Linked DNA regions of Homo sapiens: region 2 is linked to region 1. The links are chromatin contacts, found by Hi-C or POLR2A ChIA-PET in ENCODE. All regions are on one chromosome and are shown on one strand. Each heading gives the region's core, a stretch centred on a gene start or an enhancer-like site at or near the end of the contact. The rest is flanking DNA. Distances are from core to core; before and after follow the strand shown. Region 1 holds the start of BISPR (BST2 interferon stimulated positive regulator). Region 2 overlaps MAST3 (microtubule associated serine/threonine kinase 3).

Region 1 (6,481 bases), core at 3,817-6,316:
TCACCATGTTGGCCAGGCTGGTCTCGAACTCCTGACGTCAGGTCATCCACCCGCCTCAGCCTCCAAAGTGCTGGGATTACAGGCATGAACCACTGCTCCCAACTGAAATGTTTCTCTAAAATAATAATAATTATATATATATATGTGTATATATATATGTGTGTATATATATATGTATATATATGTATATATATGTGTGTGTATATATATATGTGTGTGTGTATATATATATATATATATATATATATATATATGAAGCTAAAACCAAAAGAATGCTAGCGGCTGGGTGCAGTGGCTTACTCCTGTAATTCCAACACTTTGCGGGGGCTGAGGCAGGAGGATCTTTGGAGCCTAGGAGTTTGAGACCAGCCTGGGAAACATACTGAGACCCCCATCTCTACAAAAAATAAAAAATTAGCTGGGCGTGGTGGTGCACACATATAGTCCCAGCTACGCCAGAGGCTGAGGTGAGAGGATTGCTTGAGCCCAGGAGGTCAAGGCTGCAGTGAGCTATGATTGCACCACTGCGCTCCAGCCTGGGCAACAGGACAAGATTCTGTCTCAAAAGAAAATAAAAAAAGAAAAAGAATGGTAGCATAACAGTTTCCATTTCTAATTTTATTGCGAAAGTAATTGTGGTTTCTGCCATAACTTTTAGTAAGCATAATTAATTAATGCCATTAAAAGTAATGGAAGGCCGGGCGTGGTGGCTCATGGCTGTAATCGCAGTACTTTGGGAGGCCGAGATGGACGGATCATGAGGTCAGGAGTTCGAGACCAGCCTGGGTAACATGGTGAAACCCCGTCTCTACTAAAAATACAAAAATTAGCTGGGCGTGGTGGCGGGTACCTGTAATCCCAGCTACTCAGGAGACTGAGGCAGCAGGATTGCTTGAACCCAGGAGGCGGAGGTCAGAGGTTGCAGTGAGACGAGATCGTGCCAATGCACCCCAGCCTGAGAGACAGACCGAGACTCCATCTCAAAGAAAAAAACAAAAAAAGGCTGGGTGCGGTGGCTCAAGCCTGTAACCCCAGCAATTTGGGAGGCCGAGGCGGGCAGATCACCTGAGGTCGGGAGTTTGAGACCAGCCTGGCCAACATGGAGAAACCTAAACCTCTCTACTAAAAATACAAAATTAGCCGGGCATGGTGGCGCATGCCTGTAATCCCAGCTACTAGGGAGGCTGAGGCAGGAGAATTGTTTGAACCCAGGAGGCAGAGGTTGTGGTGAGCTAAGATTGCATCATTGCACTCCACCCTGGGTAACAAGAGTGAAATTCCATCTCAAAAAAAAAAAAAAAAAAAAAAAAGTAATGGCAGAGGCTGGGAGCGGTGGCTCATGCCTGTAATCCCAGCACTTTGGGAGGCCAAGTCGGGTGGATCCCTTGAGGTCGGGAGTTCGAGACCAGCCTGGCCAACATGTCGAAACCCCGTCTCTCCTAAAAATACAAAAAGTAGCTGGGCATGGTGGCAGGCATCTGTAGTCCCAGCTACTCAGGAGGCTGAGGCAGAAGAATCACTTCAACCCAGGAGGCAGAGGTTGCAGTGAGCCGAGATTACACCACTGCACTCCAGCCTGGGTGACAGAGGGAGAATATATTTAAAAATATAAAATAAAATATAGGCCGGGCACGGTGGCTCACGCTTGTAATCCCAGTACTTGGTGAGTCCAAGTTGGGTGGATCACCTGAGGTCAGAAGTTTGAGACCAGCCTGGCCAACATGGCGAAACCCCATCTCTACTAAAAATGCAAAAAGTAGCCAGGCATGGTGGCAGGCATCTGTAGTCCCAGCTACTCAGGAGGCTGAGGCAGGAGAATCGCTTCAACCCAGGAGGCAGAGGTTGTAGTGATCGAGATCGTACCACTGCACTCCAGCCTGGGCGACAGAGAGAGATTCCCTCTCAAAAAAAAAAAAAAAAAAGTAATGGCAGAAACCGCAATTACTTTTGCACCAACCAATATATAAAAATACATTATATATTTAAAAATATAAAATAAAATATAGGCCAGGTGCAGTGGCTCACGCCTGTAATCCCAGCACTTTGGGAGGCTGAGTCAGACAGATCACCTGAGGTCAGGAGTTCAAGACCAGCCTGGTCAACATGGCAAAACCCTGTCTCTACTAAAAGTACAAAAATAAGCCAGGCATGGCGGTGGGCGCCTGTAATCCCAGCTACTCAGGAGGCTGAGGCAGGGGAATCGCTTGAACTCCGGAGGCAGAGGTTGCAGTGAGCCAAGATCGTGCCACTGCACTCCAGCCTGGGCAACAAGAGCGAGACTCCATCTCAAAAAAAATTAATTAATTAATTAATTAATTAAAACAAAATAAAATAAATATATGTACTTAAAATATATATATATATTTATTTTTAAATAGGGATAGGATCTCTCTATGTTGACCAGGCTGGTCTCGAACTACTGGCCTCAAGCAATCTTCCCATCTCAGCCTCCCAAAGTACTAGGATTGCAGGCATGAGCCACTGCACCCATCCCACCATTTGTAATTGTGGGCGGCAAGCCACCCAGGTGCCAAGGCAAGAGACTGAGGACACGAGCTGTTCCAGTATAATAAAATATAAAACAAGAATAGTTATACCAAATATAGATCTTAGAGATATATGAATATCATTAATCATTAGTTTGTAGTAATTACTCTTTATCCCAATAGTATAATAATCCTCGGTCTACAATCATAACCTAGGAAAAACCAGGCCATACAGAGATAGGAGCTGAGGGGACATAGTGAGGTGTGACCAGAAGACAAGAGTGCAAGCCTTCTGTTATGCCCGGACAGGGCCAGCAGAAGGGCTCCTTGGTCTAGCGGTGACGCCAGCGTCTGGGAAGACGCCCGTTGCCCGAGCGGACAGTGGTCTAGCGGTAGCGAAAAGTGTCAAGGAACAACACCCACTACTTAGCAGACCGGGAAAGGGAGGCTCCTTTTCCCTGGGGGAGTTTGGAGAAGACTCTGCTCCTCCACCTCTTGTGGAGGGCCTGACATCAGTCAGGCTCGCCCGCGGTTATCTGGCAGCCTAACCGTCTCCCTGTGATGCTGTGCTTCAGTGGTCACGCTCCTAGTCCGCCTTCATGTTCCATCCTGTACACCTGGCTCTGCCTTCTAGATAGCAGTAGTCATTTAGTGAAAGTACTAAAAGTCTCTGATATGCAGAAATAATGGCATAAGCTGTCTTTCTGTCTGTCCCCTCTCTCTCTCTCTGCCTCGGCTGCCAGGCAGGGAAGGGCCCCCTGTCCAGTGGACACGTGACCCACGTGACCTTACCTATCATTGGAGATGACTCACACTCTTTACCCTGCCCCTTTTGCTTTGTATCCAATAAATAACAGCACAGCCAGACATTCGGGGCCACTACCAGTCTCCGCGCATTGCTGGTAGTGGTCCCCCGGGCCCAGCTGTCTTTTCTTTTATCTCTTCGTCTTGTGTCTTTATTTCTACACTCTCTCGTCGCCGCACACAGGGAGAGACCCACTGACCCTGTGGGGCTGGTCCCTACAGTAATTTTAAAGGGAAGAGCAACAAACTTTCGGTTTGCAGGGCTGGGACTGTTTACAGCTGCAAAATTTAGAGAGGACATCAATCTATTATTATCCACATTTTACAGCTGGGGAAATCAATGCTAAGAGAGGAAATTCATTTGCCCAGAGGTGCACCACCCTGGCCTCCAATGTGCAATTCATGCAATTGTGATTTCCGACCTGGTCCCAAACTAACCCTAAAGTTAGCAGGCCAGAACAGTGCTGCTCAAATAAGTCAGCTTAGTCAAATAAGTCAGGCAAAGGTCGTGTCTTTGCACCTGGAGTCCTGGCCAGGCTGGTAGGTCCCTCCTCCTGGGACAAGTTCACCCTCAGAATTTTCAGCAAGATCATCTCCCACAGCTTGTTAATTGGTTCTTGGTTCTAAGTGATTTTTTTGTTTATTGGTTTAAGAGATGGGATCCCACTCTATCACCCAGGCTTGAGTGCCGTGGCACAATCATAGCTCGCTGCAGCCTCAAACTCCTGGGCTCGAGTGATCCTCCTGCCTCAGCCTCCCAGCCTCAGCCTGGGACCACAGGCATGTACCACCATGCCTGGCTCTAAGTGGCTTTAATGGGGTCCTTCTGAGGGATGTTGGAGTCAGGGCCTGGGGGGAGTTCCCCAGGCCTTCTGGGAGGCCTGGGCTCTGGACTTGACCTCGCCTACTGTCTGGCCCTGCTGAAAAGAAAAAAAAACATGGAAATGGCAGACCTAACAGAATCTGGGCTGTGGTCAGGATGTGGCTGAAGAAGCCACAAGAAAAACATGCAGTCCCCTTTCAGCGGTCATGCCCAGCAGTTGGGTGCCGATAATGGGCCTGATTTCCTGTAGGAAGCCCTGGCTCTCTTGGCCACATGGACAGTGTCTGAGGCTGGCCCTGTTATTCCCCTTTGCAGATGAAGAAACAGGCTCAGAGAGTTTACCTGGTATCCTGGAGTCCCAGGAGCACTTTTTCTGGAAGTAGGAGCTTGTTTCCTGCAGGTGCCAAGACAGAGACCGACATTGTTTGTTGGCTGGGTCGGTCTCCCAGTTTTCAGCTGGCTCCAGTCTCACCTGTTGCTCACACACCCTCCATGTCTCCCATAGTCCCCTCGGTGGGGACAGAGGCACTGGATGAAGCCCTGCTCGTCACCACAGAGACACCTGAACACAAAAACCAGTCCCTGGGGTCAGACCCAGGCCCCGCCCCCAGACCCAGGCCCTGCCCTCACTCCACCACGCAACTGTGCAACCTCAGTTTCCCCAGGTGGAGACCGGACCAACAGTGATGGCCTCTGCCTCTTCAGGTCATAGTACAGATGAATACAGGCTGGCACGGCCTAGGCACTCAGTAACACACAGCAGAGGCACAGGGACTTAAGATGGAGTGTCCCAGGCAGCCACAGTTGGCTGGCACCCAGCTGGGAAGGGCCCAAGGGCTTTTAAAGCAGGGTGAAAAAAAAGCCCACCTCCTTTCTGGGAAACTGAAACTGAAAACCTAATTAATCCTCTGCCTGTAGGTGCCTCATGCAAGAGCTGCTGGTCAGAGCACTTCCTGGAACTTGCTATTGGTCAGGACGTTTCCTATGCTAATAAAGGGGTGGCCCGTAGAAGATTCCAGCACCCTCCCCTAACTCCAGGCCAGACTCTAAAGGGGAGATCTGGATGGCATCTACTTCGTATGACTATTGCAGAGTGCCCATGGAAGACGGGGATAAGCGCTGTAAGCTTCTGCTGGGGATAGGAATTCTGGTGCTCCTGATCATCGTGATTCTGGGGGTGCCCTTGATTATCTTCACCATCAAGGCCAACAGCGAGGCCTGCCGGGACGGCCTTCGGGCAGTGATGGAGTGTCGCAATGTCACCCATCTCCTGCAACAAGAGCTGACCGAGGCCCAGAAGGGCTTTCAGGATGTGGAGGCCCAGGCCGCCACCTGCAACCACACTGTGGTAAGCTCCTCAACTCCTTTGGATGGCCTAGTACTAGGCGGTGGGAGGGACAAGAATCTCTCCCCAGAAATCTGACCCAGGGTGGGTCTCCAGGGAGATGCAGGGGAGGTCCTGAAACTGCTCCTGGGCCCCCACATCAAGGGACCTAGGTTCCCCTACCAGGGTTTGTGGGCCCCTAACCCAGTCCAGGGCACTGGTGTAGGGGCAGGGTGTTAAAACTCTCCAGATCCCCCAAATCGGGGACCTCAGTATCCCCCTGGGACTTAGGTGAATTTATAAATTCTTTCCAGGGCACTGGTGTCGGGGGCCTTGAAACTCCTCGTGGGCACCAGTCCTGGGGGAGTAGAAATCCCTATTCAGGGTTGAAGGGGGACCTCACCAGACCCTGAAAAAGGGGGCTTTTGAAATTTTCACTTCATCCCTAAGAAACTGAAATATTCACCTGGGTCCTGATATGGGGGATCTTGAAACTCTCGCTGGGCATGTCACTTGGGCGGGGAAATCCCACTGCATTCTGGATTTGGTAGGGCCCTCTAACTTTTCTTGGGCCATTGCTCAGGCAATCTGGAAATGTCCACTAAACTTTGGTTATCGATAGCCTCCAAGTTTCCACGTGGGGTGGCCTCAAAACTCCCATTTTGAGGACCCACATGCTTATGGGTGGCCCTGGGAGAGTGTGTGGTTGTGGCTGTTCTTTAAGGTTGGAGACCATGGTGCAGAGAGGGTTGGAAGAAAACCTGAAAGGGGTTTGCATTTAAGCCCCTCTGTCCCCAGGACCTAGGGAGGAGGCCCAGGTCCCAGGGGCAGCAGCCAAACTCCCCAGGCCAAAACCCCAGATTCTAACTCTTCTTAGATGGCCCTAATGGCTTCCCTGGATGCAGAGAAGGCCCAAGGACAAAAGAAAGTGGAGGAGCTTGAGGGTGAGAAAGGGAGAAGGGAGAGGGCCGGGGAGGGGTGAGTCAGGTATGGAAGAGGGGGTGGGGGCAGGGAGACCAGGGCTGGAGGTTGGGGTAAGGGGGA
Region 2 (6,768 bases), core at 1,379-3,878, 700 kb before region 1:
CGGATGGATCACTTGAGTTCAGGAGTTTGAAACTAGCCTGGGCAACAGAGTGAAACCCCGTCTCTACAAAAAAAAAAAAAAAAAAAAAAAAAAAAAATTGCTGGGCATGGTGGCTCAAGCCTGTACTCCTAGCTACTTGGGGGGCTGAGGTGGGAGGATTGCTTGAGCCCTGTCTCCAAAAAAAGGCCGGGCCGGTCAGGCGCAGTGGCTCATACCTGTAATCCCAGAGCTTTGGGAGGCTGAGGTGGGCAGATCACCTGAGGTCGGGAGTTCAAGACCAGCCTGGCCAACATGGTGAAACCCCATCTCTACTAAAAATACAAAATTAGCCAGGCATGGTGGTGGGTGCCTGTAATTCCAGCTACTTGGGAGACTAAGGCAGGAGAATCGCTTGAACCCGGGAGGCGGAGGTTGCAGTGAGCCGAGGTCACACCATTGCACTCCAGCCTGGGAAACAAGAGCGAAACTCCATCTCAAAAATAAATAAATAAATAAATAAATAAATAAATAAATAAATAAATAAGAAGGGCCAAGTGCGGTGGCTCATGCCTGTAATCCCAGTACTTTGGGAGGCCAAGGCGGGCAGATCACAAGGTCAAGAGATCAAGACCATCCTGGCCAACATGGTGAAACCCTGTCTCTACTAAAAATACAAAAATTAGCTGGGCGTGGTATTGCACACCTGTAGCCCCAGCTACTCGGGAGGATCGCTTGAACCTGGGAGGCAGAGCTTGCAGTGAGCTGAGATGGTGCCATTGCACTCTAGCCTGGCAACAATGAGAGATTCCGTCTCAAAAAAGAAAAAAAAATTAGCCAGGTGTGGTGTTGCACGCCTGCAATCCCAGCTACTCAGGAGACTGAGGTGGGAGGATTGCTTGACCCCAGGAGTTGGAGGTTGCAGTGAACTATGATAATACCATTGCACTCTAGTCTGGGTGACAGAGCAAGACTCTAAGTCTAAAAAAAATTAATAATAATTTTATTTAAAATTACCAATTAGTTGTATTTATGAAGAAGTATGTCAGTAGTGGCTAAAAACTAATAATCTGTTGAGAAAACAGAGATTCCTGAGTTGTCCTCTCCCTGTCCCATCTCAGATGTCCCTCTCCTCCTGGGTCTAGGTCTGAACGCCATTCTCTCCTCACTCGCTGCAAAGCCTATGCAGGTTTGGGCCCTGGGTACCAGTGGGGGCGTGGGGAGGACGGCTGACGGGTGACTCCCTTTTGAAGACCCTTTTAGAGCTCAGCAAACTGACCTGCACCAACTCTGGGTGCCCTCACCGCATGAAGGATAGAAAGCCGTGAGCTTGTGTTCCACTGTGACCTCACAGTCCATCCTCAGACATGGGCTGCCCAAGAGGGTTTTTTTTTGTTGTTGTTTTTGTTTTTTTGAGACAGACTTTTGCTCTTGTTGCCCAGGCTGGAGTGCAATGACACAATCTCGGCTCGCTGCAACCTCTGTCTCCCAGGTTCAAGCGATTCTCCTGCCTCAACCTCCAGAGTAGCTGGGACTTTTTTTTTTTTTTTTAGAAGAGACAGGGTTTTGCCATGTTACCCAGGCTAGTCTTGAACTCCTGACCTCAGATGATCCACCCACTTTGGCCTCCCAAAATGCCGGGATTACAAAATGCTGGGATTACAGGCATAAGCCACCATGCCTGGCCAAAAAACCAGTTTTTTGTTTGTTTGTTTGTTTGTTTAGATGGAGTCTCACTGTATCGCCAGGCTGGAGTGCAGTGGTGCAGTCTTGGCTCACTGAAACCTCTGCCTCTCGGGTTCAAGCGATTCTCCTGACTCAGCCTCCCAAGTAACTGGGGTTACAGGTGTGTGCCAGCATGCCTGGCTAATTTTTGTATATTTAGCAGAGACGAGGTTTCACTATGTTGCCCAGGCTGGTCTCGAACTCCTGACCTCAAGTGATCCATCCACCTTAGCCTCCCAAAGGGCTGGGATTACAGTGTAAGCCATCGCACCCGGTCAATCACGAGGGTTTATTAAATTCTCAAAATGCCATGTGGCACAAGTTTAGAATCTGGGGACACCCAGACCTGGGTCCAGTTCAATTCTCTGTTTCTTCCTGGCCATGCAAATTATTTGTATGCCCCGTGCCTCAGTTTCCCCATCTGTAACTGGAGATGACGTGAGGAGGGTTCTGGGTTAATCATGATCAGCCATTACTATTGCTGCTGTTGTGTGCTGTTGTACTATTGTTGAGCTCAGCAAGGGACCATGGAAGCTGTCATAATACCTGGTAAATGTCCTTGCATTTACTGAGCCACCTCCTACGAACCGCGGGCAGGGGCTGTTTTACTGGCAGGGAAACTTAGGTGCAGAGGAAAGCCGGCTGCCCACGTCTCTTAGTGGAGTGAGAGGCAGGAAACTGGGTCTCAGGACACCCTCCCTCCACACACATCAGGGCGGCCACGTTGGGGACACACGACTATTTTTACTTTGGTGGGCTCCAGGCTGCCCACGTCGTGATCTGGGTGTTCGCCATAGCAACCAGTGACGCCATCGGCCCCTACAGCCAATTGGAGGGGGCCGGAAGCTGCTGGGCTGCCGGATGACCCAGCTGGGAGGGCAAGGTCTCCCGGGAGAGGCGGGGAAGGGTCGCGGGGGTGTGGCGTTACCCCAGGCCTGACTTCAGCTGCTCTGCGCTCAGAAAACCAAGCTGTCACGATGGGAGGAGAATAATCTACCCCTCGAAGGTCTCTCTGACTGCTTGAATATGTCTGAGGACAGACAACTCACGGCGTTTAGTTCAAGCAGTCATGGTGATGGAACCATCACCACCATCACCGTGGCCATTAGGGTCTCCTTCTTCCCCTTCCAATAGTTGTGGGAATTTTTTTTTTTTTTTTTTTTTTTTTTTTTTTTTTTTTTTTGAGACAGCGTCTGGCTATGTCGCCCAGACTGGAATGCAGTGGTGCAATCTTGGCTCACTGCAACCTCCGCCTCCAGAGTAGCTGGGATTGTGGGCATGTGCCACCACACCCGGCTAATTTTTGTATTTTTTATAGAGATGAGGTTTCACCATGTTGCCCAGGCTGGTCTTGAACTCCTGGTCTCAAGTGATCCACCTGCCTTGGCCTCCCAAAGTGCTGGGATTACAGGCATGAGCCACTGCACCCAGCCAGTTGTGGGATCTTATACCACTTCCTCCACTACCCCACGTGAAACAGGGAGGGATTTGAACCCTGGTGGGGGGTCCCACTTGCACCCCATCCAGGCATTTCCTTCCAAAACTCTGACAGTCCTAGGTTCCCAGTCTGGCTCCCCCACTCCTGCACTGTGTGACCCGACAAGTGACTTAACCCCTCTGTGCCTCAGTTTTCTCATTTGGAAAATGGCCCAGTGACATAGGGTCCCTGGAGGAATCAATGAGTAGCAAGCTCAGAGCCTGGTGCTGGGGGAGACTTGGATGGATGGGAGTCAAGACAATGATCAAGACGTGAATAATAACCACCAGTTGAAAGTTGCTTCCAAAAGACAAAAAGATGTGAATATTTTGTTTGTTTGTTTGTTTTCAGATGGAGACTTGCTCTGTCGCCCAGGCTGGAGGGCAATGGTGCGATCTTGTCTCACTGCAACCTCCACCTCCTGGGTTCAAGCGATTCTTCTGCCTCAGCCTCCCAAGTAAGCTGGGATTACAGGCGCCCACCACCACGCTTGGCTGATTTTGTATTTTTAGTAGAGATAGGATTTCACCATGTTGGTCTGGCTGGTCTTGACCTCCTGACCTCAAGCAGTCCTCCCATCTCGGCCTCCCAAAACGCTGGATTACAGGCATGAGCCACTGTGCCTGGCCTGAAGATGTTTTTTTAAAGTGGCAGAGAGAGGTGAGGCAAAATCGGCAGCTCCCTGCAAAGGCTCCCGGGGAAGCTGGACCACACAGAACTCTCCTGGCACCACTCCCGGACCCTTCGGTCCCCGCACCATCTGCTTTCCACCCACAGCTCCCTCTGTGCCTGCTGTTCCCCTGGGAGTGGTTCCCACCCAGAGGAGTGGAGGTTGGGGAGGCCCCGACCCCCTGAAACTGCCCTTTAAAGGTAATATTTATGGTATACCCGTCTGCGCTTGCCCAGGCTGGGGGATGCTGCCTCCCCAACAAGCTTTAGCCCCACCTTGAGGAAATCCCATTTTGGAGAAGACATAGCACAGCAGGAGCACCCCCATACTGGAGGGATTAAGAGAGACCCGAAGCAGCTGGGTGCTGTGGCTCATGCCTGTAATCCCAGCACTTTGGGAGGCTGAGGCGGGAGGATCACTTAAGATCAAGAGTTTGAGCCAGGTGCGGTGGCTCACGCCTGTAATCCCAGCACGCTGGGAGGCCAAGGTGGGCGGATCACAAGGTCAGGAGTTCAAGATCAGCCTGGCCAACATAGTGAAACCCCGTCTCTACTTAAAATACAAAAATTAGCTGGATGTGGTGGCAGGCGCCTGTAGTCCCAGCTACTCGGTAGGCCGAGGCAGGAGAATCCCTTGAACCCCGGAGGCGGAGGTTGCAGTGAGCCAAGACCACACCATTGTACTCCAGCCTGGGTGACAGAATGAGACTCCGTCTCAAAAAAAAAAAAAAAAAAGGTGGCCGGGCGCAGTGGCTCATGCCTGTAATCCCAGGACTTTGGGAGGCTGAGGCAGGCAGATCACCTGAGGTCAGGAGTTCGAGACCAGCCTGACCAACATGGAGAAACCCCGTCTCTACTAAAAATACAAAATTAGCAGGATGTGGTGGCGCATGCCTGTAATCCCAGCTACCTGGGAGGCTGAGGCAGGAGAATCGCTTGAACTCGGGGGCAGAGGTTGCGGTGAGCCGAGATCGTGCCATTGCACTCCAGCCTGGGCAAGAAGAGCGAAAGAGTGAAACTCCGTTTCAAAAAAAAAAGGCCAGGCGCAGTGGCTAACACCTGTAATCTCAGCACTTTGAGAGGCCGAGGTGGGAGGATCACGAAGTCAGCAGATGGAGACCATCCTGGCTAACACGGTGAAAGCCCGTCTCTGCTAAAAATACAAAAAATTAGCCGGGTGTGGTGGCAGGAGCCTGTAGTCCCAGCTACTCGGGAGGCTGAGGCAGGAGAATGGCATGAACCTGGGAGGTGGAATGAGCGGAGATCACGCCACTGCACTCCAGCCTGGGCGACAGAGCAAGACTCCGTCTCAAAAAAAAAAAAAAAAAAAAAAAGAGTTTGAGGCCATTCTGGCCAACATGGTGAAACACCATCTCTACTAAAAAATATAAAAATTATATTAGTCGGGTGTGGTGGCGCTCGCCTGTAATCCAGCTACTCAGGAGGCTGAGGCTGTGAGAATCGCTTGTATCCAGGTGACGGAGCCTGCAGTGAGCCAAGATGGCGCCACTGCACTCCAGCCTGGGCCACCGCACTCCAGCCTGGGCGACAGGGCAAGATCCTGTCTAAAAAAAGAGAGACTCAAAGGGAGAAGAGGGGTTGGAGGCACACAGAGAGGAGAGCTAAGGGGCTTCCTGGAGTAGGGGGTGTCAAACAAAGCCTGCAGGCACATGGAAAACACCAGTCCATGCCCAGCAAACAGCACGTGCAAAGGGAGGTGAGACTCAGCCTGCTGGGCACCAAGCCCGGTTGGAAGTTCGATGCCCCTGGAATTAAATGGGAGAGAAGTCAGCATGGACCACATGGCACCAGCCCCAGGGCTTCCAGGAGGAGGAGGAGGAGGAGGAGAAGGAGAAGGAGGAGGAGGAGGAGGAGGAGGAAAATAAGTGGAAGCTGTCCATGAGAAAGCAGGATCACCTTGGAGGGCTGAACCTAGAGGAGCCACCCCAGTAGCGGCAGAGACAAAAGTCCAGATACAGGCTCTAGCCCTTCTCTGCCGGGGGATGCTCTGTTTGTGGGACCTGGTGTTTTGAAATTCGGTCATGTGTAAAGCAAAGGTCCAAGTAGGAGATGATAAATGTAATAAGATAATAGTAGTAGTAGTAATAACAGCTCACGTTACCCGGTGCCTGCACACGTTATGCGTGAGGCTGAGTTTAACCCAAATTGGGAAGGTCTCCACCTCCTCCCTGGACCCAGGGCTGTCGCAAACTGGCCGCCCGCGGGCCAGGCCGGATCCTTTTTCAGACCTTTCCTGCACACAGCCAACAGCACGCCTCACATTGTCACCACCGGAGAGGACGCCCTGGGCTATGCGTCTGGATTGGCCGGTCAGCACCCGTTTGTGAATGGACTCTTTGGCCTTTGGCCTCCAGGAAATCTGATTGGCTCGCATCAGCGATCTACCCCCTGATTGGCTGGGGTGCTCCTGGACCATTAACAAGGTTTCCAGTCAAAAGAGACCCCAAACTGGGGCTGATGAAGACAACACCTTCACGTGCCAGATTGGTTAGAATTTCTCTGGCTTCCTGGTGGGTACTTCCCTCTTTGGGCCTCAGTTTCTTCCTTTGAAAAGTGGAACTAATAATAGCACTGACCACTCGGGCTGTTGGGAGAATTGAATGCATGAGAGGGCTTAGCCTGTTAATATGAACGGTTATTCCCACTTTACTATTATTTTATTATTATTTTAATCTTCTTCCACTTGGACCTTTATTTTTATTTTTGAGATAGGGTCTCGTGATCATGGCTCACTATAGCCTCAAACTCCTGGGCTCAAGAGATCCTTCTTGGCTGGGCGCGGTGGCTCACGCCTGTAATTCTAGCACTTTGGGAGGCCGAGGTGGGCGGATCACCTGAGATCAGGAGTTTGATACCAGCCTGGCCAACATGGCGAAACCCCGTCTCTACTAAAAATACAA

The links. Hi-C counts contacts between places; a loop is a spot of excess contacts on that map. ChIA-PET counts read pairs that join two places held with the same protein, here RNA polymerase II (POLR2A). Pooled maps may share reads with other maps.
Region 2: a loop to region 1 is called in a map with no recorded cell type, with 4 times the contacts of the local background. The contact joins the enhancer-like site here to the promoter of BISPR in region 1. A Hi-C loop is called at or near these places in 2 of 37 single-sample maps with no recorded cell type and 4 of 50 pooled maps. POLR2A ChIA-PET finds 5 or more read pairs at or near these places in 1 of 52 experiments (GM12878).

The regions. Positions count from the first base shown.
Region 1 is chr19:17,404,271-17,410,751 of GRCh38, reverse strand. BISPR (BST2 interferon stimulated positive regulator) reads right to left here and starts at 5,066. Exons shown (of 4, transcript NR_130766.1): 1 at 4,981-5,066; 2 at 4,456-4,675. It overlaps BST2 (bone marrow stromal cell antigen 2), which reads left to right and starts at 5,122. Exons shown (of 5, transcript NM_004335.4): 1 at 5,122-5,461; 2 at 6,315-6,381. The coding sequence starts at 5,177. It also overlaps a transcript of MVB12A not described here. RefSeq lists enhancers at 4,111-4,160, 4,361-4,410, 4,461-4,520, 4,711-5,090, 5,161-5,220 and 2 more.
Region 2 is chr19:18,100,296-18,107,063 of GRCh38, reverse strand. All of the region lies in intron 1 of MAST3 (microtubule associated serine/threonine kinase 3), which reads right to left. Among named protein-coding and RNA genes, the nearest start is that of MAST3, 5.9 kb to the right of the region's middle. RefSeq lists a silencer at 2,566-2,675. Within about 2 kb of position 2,628, at least 23 of the 41 ENCODE cell types and tissues checked have a DNase peak (open chromatin) inside an H3K27ac peak, as active enhancers do; they include GM12878, where a contact is called at or near this core.